Regions from separate parts of the Homo sapiens genome. Here region 2 is linked to region 1. The links are chromatin contacts, found by Hi-C or POLR2A ChIA-PET in ENCODE. All regions are on one chromosome and are shown on one strand. The core of a region is the stretch at or near the end of the contact, and the rest is flanking DNA. Distances in the headings are between cores, read along the strand shown. Region 1 holds the start of KCNK1 (potassium two pore domain channel subfamily K member 1). Region 2 has its middle 95 kb from the start of MIR4427.

Region 1 (6,379 bases), core at 166-2,665:
ACGCTCTTTCAGATTCCTCCCACTGTCCAAATACCAATTGATATCTCCACTCTGGGTATGTGCCTTACTAGGTCCGGCTGGGGAAATTCGGCCTTCATTCATCTGATCTGGCACAGTGACCGAGCCCTGGGGCATGCGCCCGGCCTCATCTTTCACCTGAGGAGGCTCCTCCATGGCCGGGCGCCCCGCGGGTGAGTCGTACGGGGACGTGGCGCTTCGAAGTTTATGGGGAGCCTCGCACACCTCAAGTTGAAGGAACTGCTGAATCAGGGTGCCCCAATTAAGTCAGATCTTAGGCAATCCTATGGTTCCTTTACTCTCCCTCACCCTTCCTCCTACTCTGAAAAGAAACCGGATCGGCCTGTCCGCCCAGAGGTCACCTGGGAAGAGCAGAGTGATGTCACTCGGCTACCCCCAAAACTGCCTCCAAGGTACAAAAGAGCTGGAATATCTGTGCATGGTCCAAAGGGACGGCACACTCCGGAAGGTGACCCTTTAGAAGGTATTATTACCAGACTGCAGCCTCGGCCTCTGGGATGGGTGCGGGAGGAAGGTGGTGAGTTTCCATCATCCCGCTGCCTTGCCGCACGGCGGCCAGGTGCTGCTACACATTCAAACCCGACAGTTTGGCTTAGTGGGTTGCGAAAAAAGAACTCAAGGGGAGGAAGCACCTGCAGCCACCCAGGCCGAAGTTAGGGACCACTTCCCCAGAGTTACGGACGGCAACAACCAAGTCACGTCTGGAGTCACCTCTCTGGCTTCCGGCTCCGCAGGGCTTGCCCTCCCGAGTCACCCAGGCAGAGGCCGGGGACGCCAGTAAGGGGAAGGTCGGAGGGTCGGGAGGACAGTGAGGGGAGGCGGGCTGGAGGAGCCGGGATGGCGAAAGGTGGGGGGTGGGGTGGGAGGGTTAGAGGGGCCCGGGGCGCCGGGGCCGGGGTGTGTGGGTTGTGGGCGAGGTGGCCGGGGCGGCCAGGGGGCGCGCAGGATACCCTACCTGTGGTGGAGAGCACGGTGCTGGCGAAGAAGAGCGCGGAGGTGAAGTCCCAGTTCCAGTTGCCCGAGGCGTTGCTGAGCACCGACACGCCGTAGTTGCTGGCCTCCAGCACCCGGCCCAGGAACTGCTCCAGCTGCTGCTCAGACAGGCACTCGTGCTCCTCCAAGAAGCGTCGCTTCAGCTTGCGCAGCTCCTGGCGCAGCAGGTCCTCATAGGGCAGCTCCACCGAGGAGAAGACCACTGCGCCGAAGACCAGGTAGAGCAAGTAGCCCAGCACCAGGAAGCCGAAGCACCAGGCCGAGCGGTGCCGCTCCACCAGGCGCACGCACGAGCTGCCGGCCAGGGACTGCAGCATCTTCTCCACCGCCGCCGCCAAGGCCAACGCCGCAGACCGGCCGGAGCGCGGCCCGCCGCCTCTTCTGGCCCCGCCGCCCCCGCCCCCGCCCGGGCCTGGCTCCCGCCCGCCGCCCGCTCCCCCGCGCGCCCGCCCGCCCCGCTCCTCCGGGCAGCGCCGTCTTCCTGCGATTGGCTCTCTCGGGCGATGTTTTTCTTCCTTCTTTTCCTGTTTCCTTGCAATATAAAAAGCCCAGATGATGTGGCGCTGACGTGGTTGCCGGCTCAGGTAACCCGAGAGTCAGCGGAGACCGCGCGCAAACTTGGCCAGAGCGCCTGGGCTGGGCTGCCGGGGCCCGGGACGCACCGCCTTCTGCGCACTCCAGAGGTGGGGCGGGCGCTCGGTGGCGCCCAGACCCCGACCCGACAGCCACCAGCTCCTCCCGCTCCCTCCCTTCCTGGGTCCAGTAGCCAAACTCTAGCTGACCGCGCGCGGCGTGTGCGTGTGTGTGTGTGTGTGTTCGCGCGCGTGTAGTGTGGGCCGCTTCTGGTCAATGCGCTGGCCGTCCAAGCCCCCTGTCCAAGCTACTCTTGTTTCCCACTTATTTTCTCCCAATCAAAGCCAGTATTACAAAACAGCAAGCGCTGAAGTACTTTCCTTCTTTGTCTTATTGGTCGAAGGATTGAGCAATCTGGTGCCAGTAATGACGGTGAAAATACCAGAACATCAGAGTTGGAAGGCTCCTTGAATCAGTCTCCTCTCTCCCACCCATCCCCCTCACAAAAAGGACTTGAGGGAAAAGGAGAGTCTCAGAGAAGTCCTATTTCTGAGTTCGAATTTTCTAAAACATGACCTTAGGTTTTTTGGTGAAAAAACATCCCAAATGTGTCAACTGCCAGAAGAAACTGAGCTTTCCCAACTGTCACTTCTTTTTAAAGTGACAAAAATGTGGGCGAGGGTCAGCGAGCCGCCTGCTTGTGGATGAAAATAAAAATTGGTACACCCTTTCTGGAAAGGCAATTTAGCGACACGTCTCAAGAACCTTGAAAGGGTTTATTTGTTCTGATTCAGTGATATGTCCTAAGAAAAAACAATCAGAGAGGCACTTACTTACAAAGACTGGTCATAGACGGTATCTATATATACATACATGTAGTTGTATAATATAGTGCATACACATGTGGGACACACACACACACACACACACACACACGGTATAGATGAAATAATGAAGACTCAGAACAATCTAAATATTCCAAAATAGAGAATGGTTAAATAAGTTATGGCATCTCTACAGCATGGACACCATATAGACATTAAACACATTAAAGTTGTGTCTAAAGACTATTGAAGCAAAACTGTGTAGAATCTCAAATATGTAAAATATTTGTATTTTGTTACAAAATAAAATGACATCTGCATTATTAATCAACTGCATAGGAATAAAACTATCTCCTTGCAGTTGTCTTTGGGTAATAGTAGAGTATATAGATGACTTTCCTTTCTTGTACCTTTTAATATTTTTCAAATTTTCTACAGTGGATATATATTATTTTTGTAATCAGGAAAAACATTTAAAATACACAAAACTGAATTGTACAATTAATCATTCCAACACCTAGCTGAACATTTGCCTACTTTACTGAAGTTCTCTAAACAAGTCATATTTTGTATTTTCATAGAAACTTGTGCAAATGTCTAACATATATATCAGTGATTTTTCACTTTTAGTCAATAGCCTTACCTCCTACGTTACTCAAAAGATTGAAGCCAGCCCTCCACTTTACTTCTCTGTACTTCAAAATTTACTCATCGGTAATCCATTTCTTCCCTTTGCTCTTACCCCTAAGGAAAAAATGTACCTCCTTATTTTCAAGGTGAAAGGAAGCACTTACCACTCTCAGTCCTTCCGCCTCTGGGAACCCTTCCCCATCAGCAAGTGCCCTACTCTTTTAGAACTTGAATTCCTCCTTCTCCCTCAAGTCTCCATCCTACAATGTCCTTCCCTGTCCTGCTCTGTAACCCTTGCTTGCCCTATCCTATCCTTGATCTTTGCCTATTTGCCCTGTTCAGAGACCTCTTCATTCATGAGGCTACCCCCGGCCGTAGCAGACCCTCAGAATTCTCCTCCTGCCTGTCATGATCATTTTTCTCCCTATGTCTCTGCTCACCTGATTCCTTCTGCTTGGACAGTTCCTCCTCCATCTCCATCTGTAACACAGTTTATATCCTTCAGGACCTGGCTCACTCATGAAACCTGTGATTCCCCAACAGGATGTGAGTTCCTCTTCCCAAGACATACAACCCTTTGAATGCCAGATTGTGTGGGGTACTTGTGATGAACTGCAGGTGCAGGTGTGGTTATATCATCACACTCAAATATACATACATGTATTGTGGGAAAAAGAGTTTCTGGAGTGCCAGTTGAGTTGTTCTCCCCTGTGTGAGACACCCATGGGGAGCCATGGGTGACCTCTGAGGAGAAAAGTCTCCTTATTGCCTTCATGTCTTTATGCCCTGAGAGCATAACTGCTCGGGGGCATTCCACAGGCTGCTCAGGGAGATAACACGCCCTGGAAGCAGTGGAGTATAATCAAACATCTTGGCTCCTCCTGAAACCCGCTCCCACCCCTTTCAGTCCCAATAAGTTAAAGATCTTAAGTAGTTTAGACACACGCAATCTTAAGTAGTTTAGACACACGCCTTTGCTCAAGGAAATTCACAGAGACCACCACTGCTGTACATCTTATTGAATGACTCACAAGTTCTCCTTCACTGATTAATCCTTTTCCTCATCCCTTCCTCCCCCTCCCATCTGCCCTAAGAACAAAGAGCTTGTAAAACAATAAATTAGTTGGAGCCCAAGAGCTCTGGGCCATGAGCAAGCCTCCTACACAACGGTCCCCTGGACCCACCTTTTAAATGCTTATTCTGCCTCTTTCTAACTCCTGTGTCTCCGCTGGACTCGGGGTACCCGCCGGTTGGTGTGGGGCTGGTTCCCCCAACATGTATATGGCAGCTTTGAAATATGGTTGCAAATTCTTTGACAGTCCCTCACCAAAGGGTAGGGTTTCTGTCCCCTATCCTTGAAACTTGTGACTACTTCAACTGACAGAGTACATAAGAGATGATACTAGGTAATTTCCAAGGTTAGATGATAAAAGACCAGCAGCCTCCAACTTTGTTCACTGGAACAATCCCCTCTTGGAGCCCTGAGCCATCACATAAGATGTCTGATTAACTTGAGGCTGTCATGCTGGAGAGGCCACATGTAGGTGTTTCAAGGGACAGCCCAGTGAGCCCAGCTTCCTTATCATTCTCGCCAAGACACCAGATAGATGAGTGTAGCCATCTTCAACTCTCAAACCAGGGCATCCACCTGCTGAATACCACTGGGTGTCTTACCTCTGTCTATCTACCCAGGAACAGAACTCCCAGCTGAGTTCTGCCTGAATCCTGAGATATCATCAGATGGCTGTCTTAAGCCATCGAGTTTTTGGCTAGCTTGTTATACAATAATAGATAACTGGAACAACATGCATCTTGACTACATTGAATTTTAAAAATTATTATTAGAAGTTTTCTTCAGACAAATTTGCCATTTTCTCCATAGTTCACTTCTCTGGCTGAGACTCTGCCCCAGCTCTACATCACAACTAGGCCAAGGATACCAAATATTTTTAAATCATATTATCCTCAGACTACAAGTAGAAACTGGAAATATCATGGAAGTGGTCTGATGGGGGCATAGATCTCATCCTGCAGGACGAGGTACGTTGAGTGGAGCCTGGATATGGGGCTGGGAAATGCAAAGACTTCTGAGGTTCTGGCTGTCTGAGTTGATGGGAATCCTGATAACACAGGTTGGCTGCCTTCCTTCCTCGTCCTGGGCCACTGCTCTAGACAGATGCTCCTGTCTTCAAAGAAGTTAGCAATCTCGGAAATGTTAGAATTTTTTCTTCTAAAGTTTGAAATCTTTACTCCACATGATCTGTGTGTAACTCACTGCTGACTAGCTACTTCTCTCTGGACCTCCCAACACGGATTAAAGGGACCATACAAGCTGACATTTCTGCTGACTCACCCCCACCTAGCATGCCACACGCTATCCCCAAGCATGTTTTAGAAGAGAATGGGAATATGGAAGAAAACTCAGAGAAGAGTGCAGAGATACAAAAGAGGGGATCAAGGGGAGTAGGAGTGGGGGAGTAAAGAGAGTGGGGGAAGAGGCCATGGCTTCTTTCTGCTTCCTGCATCAGTGTCCCCTCTAACTGACATAATTTGTGGACTGGTGACCATGCTTTCTGAGAAACAAACTCTGGGCTTGGCACAGAGCCTTGCAAGTTAATCTGATGTAGAGCTAATGATGTAAATGATCACTACTGTGTTGTATGATACTTGGGCATCAATGGGCTTCATGACCTCAACAGGTTGAGATGATGAGAATAATTTGTAGAGACAGTGGTTCTATAGGAACTTGGGATCAAAAAGTGAAATTTACAAATACAGGGTTGGGAAAATCCAGTCAATCAGCAACAAGTACAAAAAGTTAGCATTTGCAATTCCACCTCTGGGTATGTACCCAAAATAATTGGAAGCAGGGACTTGAACAGATATTTGTATACTCATGTTCATAGCAGCATGATTCACCGTAACTGAAAGGTGGAAGCAACCCAAGTGTCCATCCGCAGATAAACGGATAAAAATTATGATACATACATACAGCCATATAGTATTCAGTCTTAAGAAGGAGAGAAACTCTGACACCTGCTCTACATTTGATGAACCTTGAGGACATTATGCTAAGTGAAATAAGTCATTCACAAAAAGACAAATACTATATGATTCCACTGGTATGTGTACCTAGAGTAGTGAAATTCACAGAAACAGAAAGCGAAATGGTGGTTGCCAGGGGCTGGAAGAAGAGAGAAGGGGGATTGATTGTTTAATGGGTATGGAATTTCAATTGTTCAAAATGAAAAAATTCTGAAGATAAATGGTGGTTGTGATTGCGTAACAATGTGGATGTCCTTAATGCCACTGAATTGTAC
Region 2 (6,387 bases), core at 903-3,402, 110 kb before region 1:
TGACTGGACTATCTGAGGATTCAAGGACCTATATGGAATTGAGAAAGATTATTTGTAGCATATCTTTGGAAATTGCCATGGCCAATTATATGCATCTTGCCTCCTGGCATAATTTCCCTGCAGGTGACCAATATAACTGTTTTTATCCCTGTTTCACAGCAGCCCTGAAAGCAGCCTGGAGTGACTAATCTGGTTTTATAAAAAAGTGTTGGGGCTCAGGAAATGACTTCCCAAAATATGGAACTAAACAAAAAGTCTCAAGATCCCTCTGACCTTTCCCCGACCCCCATCTCTCACACCTTTGTCTCTCCCAAAGCAGATGACGAGGCTATTCTCTGAAGTTCCCTTATCTGCCCAGAAACCGGACTTCCAAAGAGAAATCCAATTGCCTGCAATCCCTTCCTGGAAATTTCATTAAGCAGGGAAGATTAAAACTCATCACAGAGAAAAAGACTAAAAATTAAACACCAAACCTAGAGCTCAGACAAACTTTGAACTGTGTTTGTTCTCCAGTCCCATTCAATTCCCTAAGAGAATTATTTAGTTATCCCTATCTGAATATTGGGTGCATTCATTCTCCCTAAAATTTATTTACTCCTGCATTCCCCTCACCCCTTCTCCTATGAAGAAAGGTTTATAAGCACCTGGACCCCATTGGATTATTGAATAATCATTCTCCTGCAATTCTCCCATGCTATACATGTTAAAATAGATGTGTATGCCTTTTTCTCCTATTAATCTGCCTTTTTTTAGTTCATTTTCAATGAACCTTCAGAGGATGAAGGGGAAAGCTGTCCTTGCTCACCCCTGCACAAGGTAAACAACAACTGTGAGCTAGTGTCATTGCCCTGGGCATAGCTGCCATATAAGGGCATCCTGGGGAAGAGCACGTTGCTATGAGAAGAGAAAGTGTTACGAAATGATAGAGCATGACAAAAAAAGAGCAGATTGTTCATAATGGTAATAAATTGCCTAGAAGCCAGTAAAGTGAACTCTTCAGCTAAAGTCACTCTAGGCCACACAGTGTCACTCAGTCAGGTCCCTTTTAGGTAATGGCAGAAACTGGAAATTGACAAGGAGTTATTTCTCTGTGATACAGCTTTTACCTCCTAGCCTGTCATGTGACTCCTACTCCAAAGTCAGGAAAACTGGTTGCTGAATCAAAGCCAATGAGCTGAGCTTCCTCGGAGGTCTCCACAGGTGAGTTGGGCATATGAATAAAGAGAAGAGCCTGATTTGGAATTGCATCATATCCAAACGCCTTTAACAAGATAGACAAAGCTTGCTTTTCATCAAAATAAAAATCTGCCACATGCTTCTATCCTTGTGTCATGGTACTAAATTGTGTACAAAGAAATATGCACAGGCATTTTCTTGCTTTCTTTCTTTTTTTTTTTCTTCTGTTTTTGAGACAGGGTCTTACTCTGTCGCCCACGTTGGAGTGCAGTGTCATGATCTTGGCTCACTGCGACCTCCGCCTCCCAGGTTCAGGTGATTCTCCTGCCTCAGCCTCCCAAGTAGCTGGGATTACAGGCGTCCGCCACCACGCCCAGCTAATTTTTGTATTTTTAGTAGAGATGGGGTTTCACCACATTGGCCAGGCTGGTCTCGAACTCCTGACCTCAGGTGATCCGCCCACCTCGGCCTCCCAAAGTGCTGGGATTACAGGCATGAGCCACTGTGCCTGGCCCATATTTTTGCTTTCTAAGATAACTGAGTCAGATACGAAATATGAGAGGCAAGATTTTATTATGGCACGAGTTCTGGTGCCTGAATAGGTTCAAATTCATTTCCATTTCTCATTTTCAAGGTGGCATTGGGCAAGTTGCTTAAGTTCTATGACTCATCTGAAAAAGGGAGGCAAAAAGAATGCTCATTCATAGATAGGGTTGCACTGAAGATTAAGTCAGTTAATAATGTGCAAAGTGTTCAGAAATGTATCTGGCATGTGGTAAATCATGGATAAACAGCTGATATTCTAAATGCACAGAGCATAGGGCAATTTGAAGACCTTAATTGTGCAGAGTTGTACAGACAGGGACAGGCACAGAAAGAATTCACCCATGATCTGCATTCACTCATGAATTCCAGCACTCACTCGTGACCGGAAGCCAGGGCCAGCTGTCCAGGAGAGCCTGTCATCCCTCAGGCAAGCACAACCAGATTCTGTGGGGTGCAGGTGTACCGCATGTACTTGGCAAAATGTTGCTCTTATTTGTATGAATGGAACAGGCTGTCTCATATACTGAACCATAACTTGCTATTGCCTGGTTCCTCTCTCCTAGAGAACTTCAAGGAGATTGTGGTGGGCAAATCAGATGATGCCAAAACTCAGATATTTAGGGCCTAATGAATGCCCAGAAGGAATAGGAGTTGGCACTTGCCAGGTTTCTGTCTTTGAACCAAGTGCCAAATGTTTGAACAGTTTTCATAAGTATGTCCCAAGTCCTTCCCTTGATGTGTTAGACACTTTAGTGACAGCAGTGTGGCTGTGCAGATGAGTCCTTGGATTGAGCACAGTGTGGCTGACATGTGACTGTAGGCACTTCGGGGCAGACAGAATTAAAGGTATCCAAGTCTTATGCAGAGGGAGCTGTAGGTTTTGTCCTTAGCTCTGGGCCTTCCAGAACAAAGATCAGATCAAATAAGGTAGTTAATGATCCTTCCTGGCAGGAGGTTCCTTTAACTCATTGAAACAGTGTCTGGAAAGGTAGGATAAGGAACCTAGATACAGTATCCTGAATAGGATTACAATTGCATGAACCCATAGGACATCCATTCATTCGGCCAACAAATACTTATTCAGTGCTGACTATTCAAAAGGCACTGAGGTAGATACTCAGGTGGTTCAAATTTTCTTTGGCAAGATATTGAGCCTCTAAAAACAGTCACCAATAAAGGCACAGCCAGCAGCCAAGCAGTCCTGGAGTAGTGACTCCTATCCCCTAATGGAAGGGACCACCCACATTCTATGGTGATTGGTATCTCTGGAGCTGCTTGAAAGTGGTTCTTAGGGACACAAAATCTCCATTTAATAGTCTTATTTACTTGAAATAAATATATACACTGAAGCACAGCAGGCATCCCAGCTAGTATTGAGAGATCCACAGAAAGAACTCCAAAGTTTAAGCTGTTAATACTGTTGATCAGGTGATTTCTCTTGCCATACCTCTAAAGTTAGCTGAGATTCTCTTTGGAAGAGGATCACAAATAAGAGGGAGGGATTGTTAACGTTGTTTAGGAGCTGAATTATCATCAATTATCATCAAGAAGCTTGACTCTTCAGAGGGCTCAAGGATTAAGGCAAATTAAAATGCTTTCTTCTTCATCCTACCAAGAAGTTGAGTGTTCTTTCTTTATTCCTTTAATTGGTAAAAGAGTTTTATTTTGGCTTTATTTTATTTTATTTAACCTCTAAAAACCTGGAAATGTCATTTTAAAGCCTTGACATCAAAAGGTGACAGAGTCTCAGTGATGGGATGTGAGAAATATACTCTGCTGAGATCTACACAGAACTTTCCTCAAATCTTTACGCATGTAAATCCTTCAGTGCTCCATACTTCATATTTTTTTAAAAAGTACTAGAGGTAGAAATCTGTAAATTTAGTTCCTTGGAAATTGGAAAGAATTGTCTCTAAAAACTGATAATCAAGTTCTTAGTCCTCAAAAGTATATTTAAAGAAAACAGAATCATTCTAAAAAACCTAATCCCTATTTTTGAGATAATAATAGGGGAAGAGGCTGGGCGCAGTGGCTCACACCTGTAATCCCAACACTTTCGGAGGCCGAGGCAGGTGGATCACCTGAGGTTGGGAGTTCGAGACCAGCCTGACCAACACGGGGAAACCCCTCTACCAAAAATACAAAATTAGCCTGGCGTGGTGGCACATGCCTGTAATCACAGCTACTCAGGAGGCCGAGTCAGGAGAATAGCTTGATAGAGAGCCTCTAAAAGGACTCCCAGTTATCCCTGGCTCTGGACATTTATGCCTTTAAGCAAGACCCTCTCCTTGAGTGTGGGCAGGAGCCTAGGGACTCACTTGTAATAAACAGAATATGACAAAAGTGCTGACTATTCAAAAGGCATAGCGGATGTCCTTTCTCACATTAGGTTACAAAAAGACTGTGTAACCTAATGTGTAAACTGCCACCTCCCCACTTGCCTCAGATATCCCTCTGATCCTCACTCTATGGAAACCAAGCTGCTATGTTGTGAGTAGTTCCATTGAGAGACCTGCATATCAAGGAATTGATGTCACCAGCCAACAGCTGGCGAGGAACTGAAGCCCACCTGCTGGCTATTTGGCTGGTGACATCAATTCCTTGATATGCAGGTCTCTCAGTAGAACTACTCACAATATAATGTGTGAGTTAGAAGCACATCTTTCCCCAGGCAAGCTTTCAGATGAGACCACAGCTTCAGCCAACAGCCTTGTGAGAAACCTGGAGCAGAGGACCCAGCTAAGCTGCACTCAAATATCCAACCCACAAAAACTGTGAGATAATAAATGTTTTTGTTGTTTTAAGCCACTAAGTTTTCAGATAATTTGTGACACAACGATAGATAATGAATGCAACTATCAAGCCCTTAGAAGTGTTTTTAGCAGCATACTGGTGGTTTCTTGATACAGTATTTTGGTTAAGAATATAGTTTCTGAAGCCTATTTGTCTGGAATTAATTTTCACCCCTAAATCTTGTCATTTGTACAACCCTGGAAAACTTACTTAGCTTTTCAGTGTCTTAATTTTTAAAACTTTAAAATGAAGATAATAACTGATAGGGTTATTGTGAGAATGAAATGAGTCACTACATGTGAAATATTCTAAGAACTCAAACTCAGTAACTATGAGCTACAATTATTTTGATCCTCACAATAATTTTGTAAGGTAGTTAATGTTATTCTTCTTTAGTAGACAAGAAAATTGAGACCTAACCAGAAACTTGTATGCAAAATAGAACCTTCTCACTTACCTGAATATGCAAAAATCAACTTGAAATTGATCACAGACCAAAATGTAAGAGCTAAGACAGTAAAACTTACAGAAAAAACTTAGGAGAAAATCTTTGTGACCTTGTATTAGGCAAAGATATCTAGGTGTTTTTCTGCCTACTGGCTATTCTGAATAATGCTGCTATGAGGATGGATGTACAAGTATCTCTTTGAGATGCTGCTTTTAGTTCTCTGGGGTAACATATCCAGACCTGAGATTGCTGGACCATGAGGTAGTTCTATGTTTAGTTTTTTGAGGAACCTCCATACTGTTTTCCACTGTTTTACATTCCCCAAGAGCACAAGGGTTCCGATTCCCCAAAAGTGCACAAGCTTTCTGATTTCTCTCCATCCTTGCCAACAAGGCAACATAGCAAGACCTTGTCTTTACAAAAACTTTGTTTTTTAGTTAGCTTGGTGAAACAGTGTGCACCTGTAGTCCCAGCTGCTCAGGAGGCTTGAACCCAGGAGATCAAGGCTGTAGTGAGCTATGATCATGCCACTGTACTTCAACCCAGGCAATAAACTCTGTCTCCAAAAAAAAAAAAAAAAAGGGTACAGCAAAAATATGGTATTATAATCTTATGAGACCACCATTATATATGCTATCTGTCATTAGCCAAAAATCATTATGTCATTCATGACTGTAGTTGATAAAAAATATTTGTCCTATAAATGAGTGAAAGCAATGATCACCTATTAATATTCATTATTGTCAGCACATTTCTAACAATTTACTAGTGAGGGGGGCTTCTGGCTGATGAGATGGGGGGATATGGGGTTTGGGACAGAAGATCCAGACAGTCTGGGACTCACATAGACCCAGAGCCTAGGGGTTATTGCTAAGTCCTTGCAGAGAGGAACCCATTATTTTACTTGTAGTGGATGTTGCTATTCCTTTGGGGGCCTTCTCTTGGGCTACATTTTGGTTAAGCTTTGGTTCATTTTCAGTGTGACTTTGTTGCTGCTCAGTTTGTGTGTGTCCTATTAAAATATAATAAAATAAGTGGCTCTGGAACATTGGAGTAGTGAGACTAGCTTTTCAGCTGCAAGTGGAAAGATGGAGCCCTTGGTAGAGAAACGTTCTTTGATAGACACCCAGAGTAATTGCCAGCAGCAGAAGGTGGAGAAAAGCAAATACGTGTGATAAGCATACCCCACCTTTATTCTCCCCAGGTGATTTTGAAGAGTTTTTTTTTTGTACAAGCACAGGATGTAAGGAATAAAGTGCATTTGTATTAAAAATAGGTGCAGAATCAAACTTTCTAGCAACTAACAATGGTGAAAGTGATAGTTATCGGCCATCTGCTGAATGTGAGCACACGTGGATAATGGAGAGCTGAAGTGATTAATTGGGGTGGGCAGAGGTATTCTTAGAATCTGAAGAGTACTTAAA

Evidence for each region. A loop is a pair of places that touch in the nucleus more often than their neighbours do. ChIA-PET counts read pairs that join two places held with the same protein, here RNA polymerase II (POLR2A). Pooled maps may share reads with other maps.
Region 2: a loop to region 1 is called in a map of MCF 10A, with 2.9 times the contacts of the local background. The contact joins the enhancer-like site here to the promoter of KCNK1 in region 1. A Hi-C loop is called at or near these places in 3 of 168 maps with a recorded cell type or tissue (MCF 10A and heart left ventricle) and 11 of 50 pooled maps. POLR2A ChIA-PET finds 5 or more read pairs at or near these places in 3 of 52 experiments (H1, MCF 10A and WTC11).

Annotation. Positions count from the first base shown.
Region 1 is chr1:233,609,142-233,615,520 of GRCh38, reverse strand. It overlaps KCNK1 (potassium two pore domain channel subfamily K member 1), which reads right to left and starts at 1,415. Exons shown (of 3, transcript NM_002245.4): 1 at 995-1,415. The coding sequence starts at 1,349. RefSeq lists enhancers at 389-448, 1,637-2,289 and silencers at 919-978, 1,319-1,388, 1,749-1,848.
Region 2 is chr1:233,715,941-233,722,327 of GRCh38, reverse strand. No RefSeq gene overlaps it. Among named protein-coding and RNA genes, the nearest start is that of MIR4427, 95 kb to the right of the region's middle. Within about 2 kb of position 2,152, at least 2 of the 41 ENCODE cell types and tissues checked have a DNase peak (open chromatin) inside an H3K27ac peak, as active enhancers do.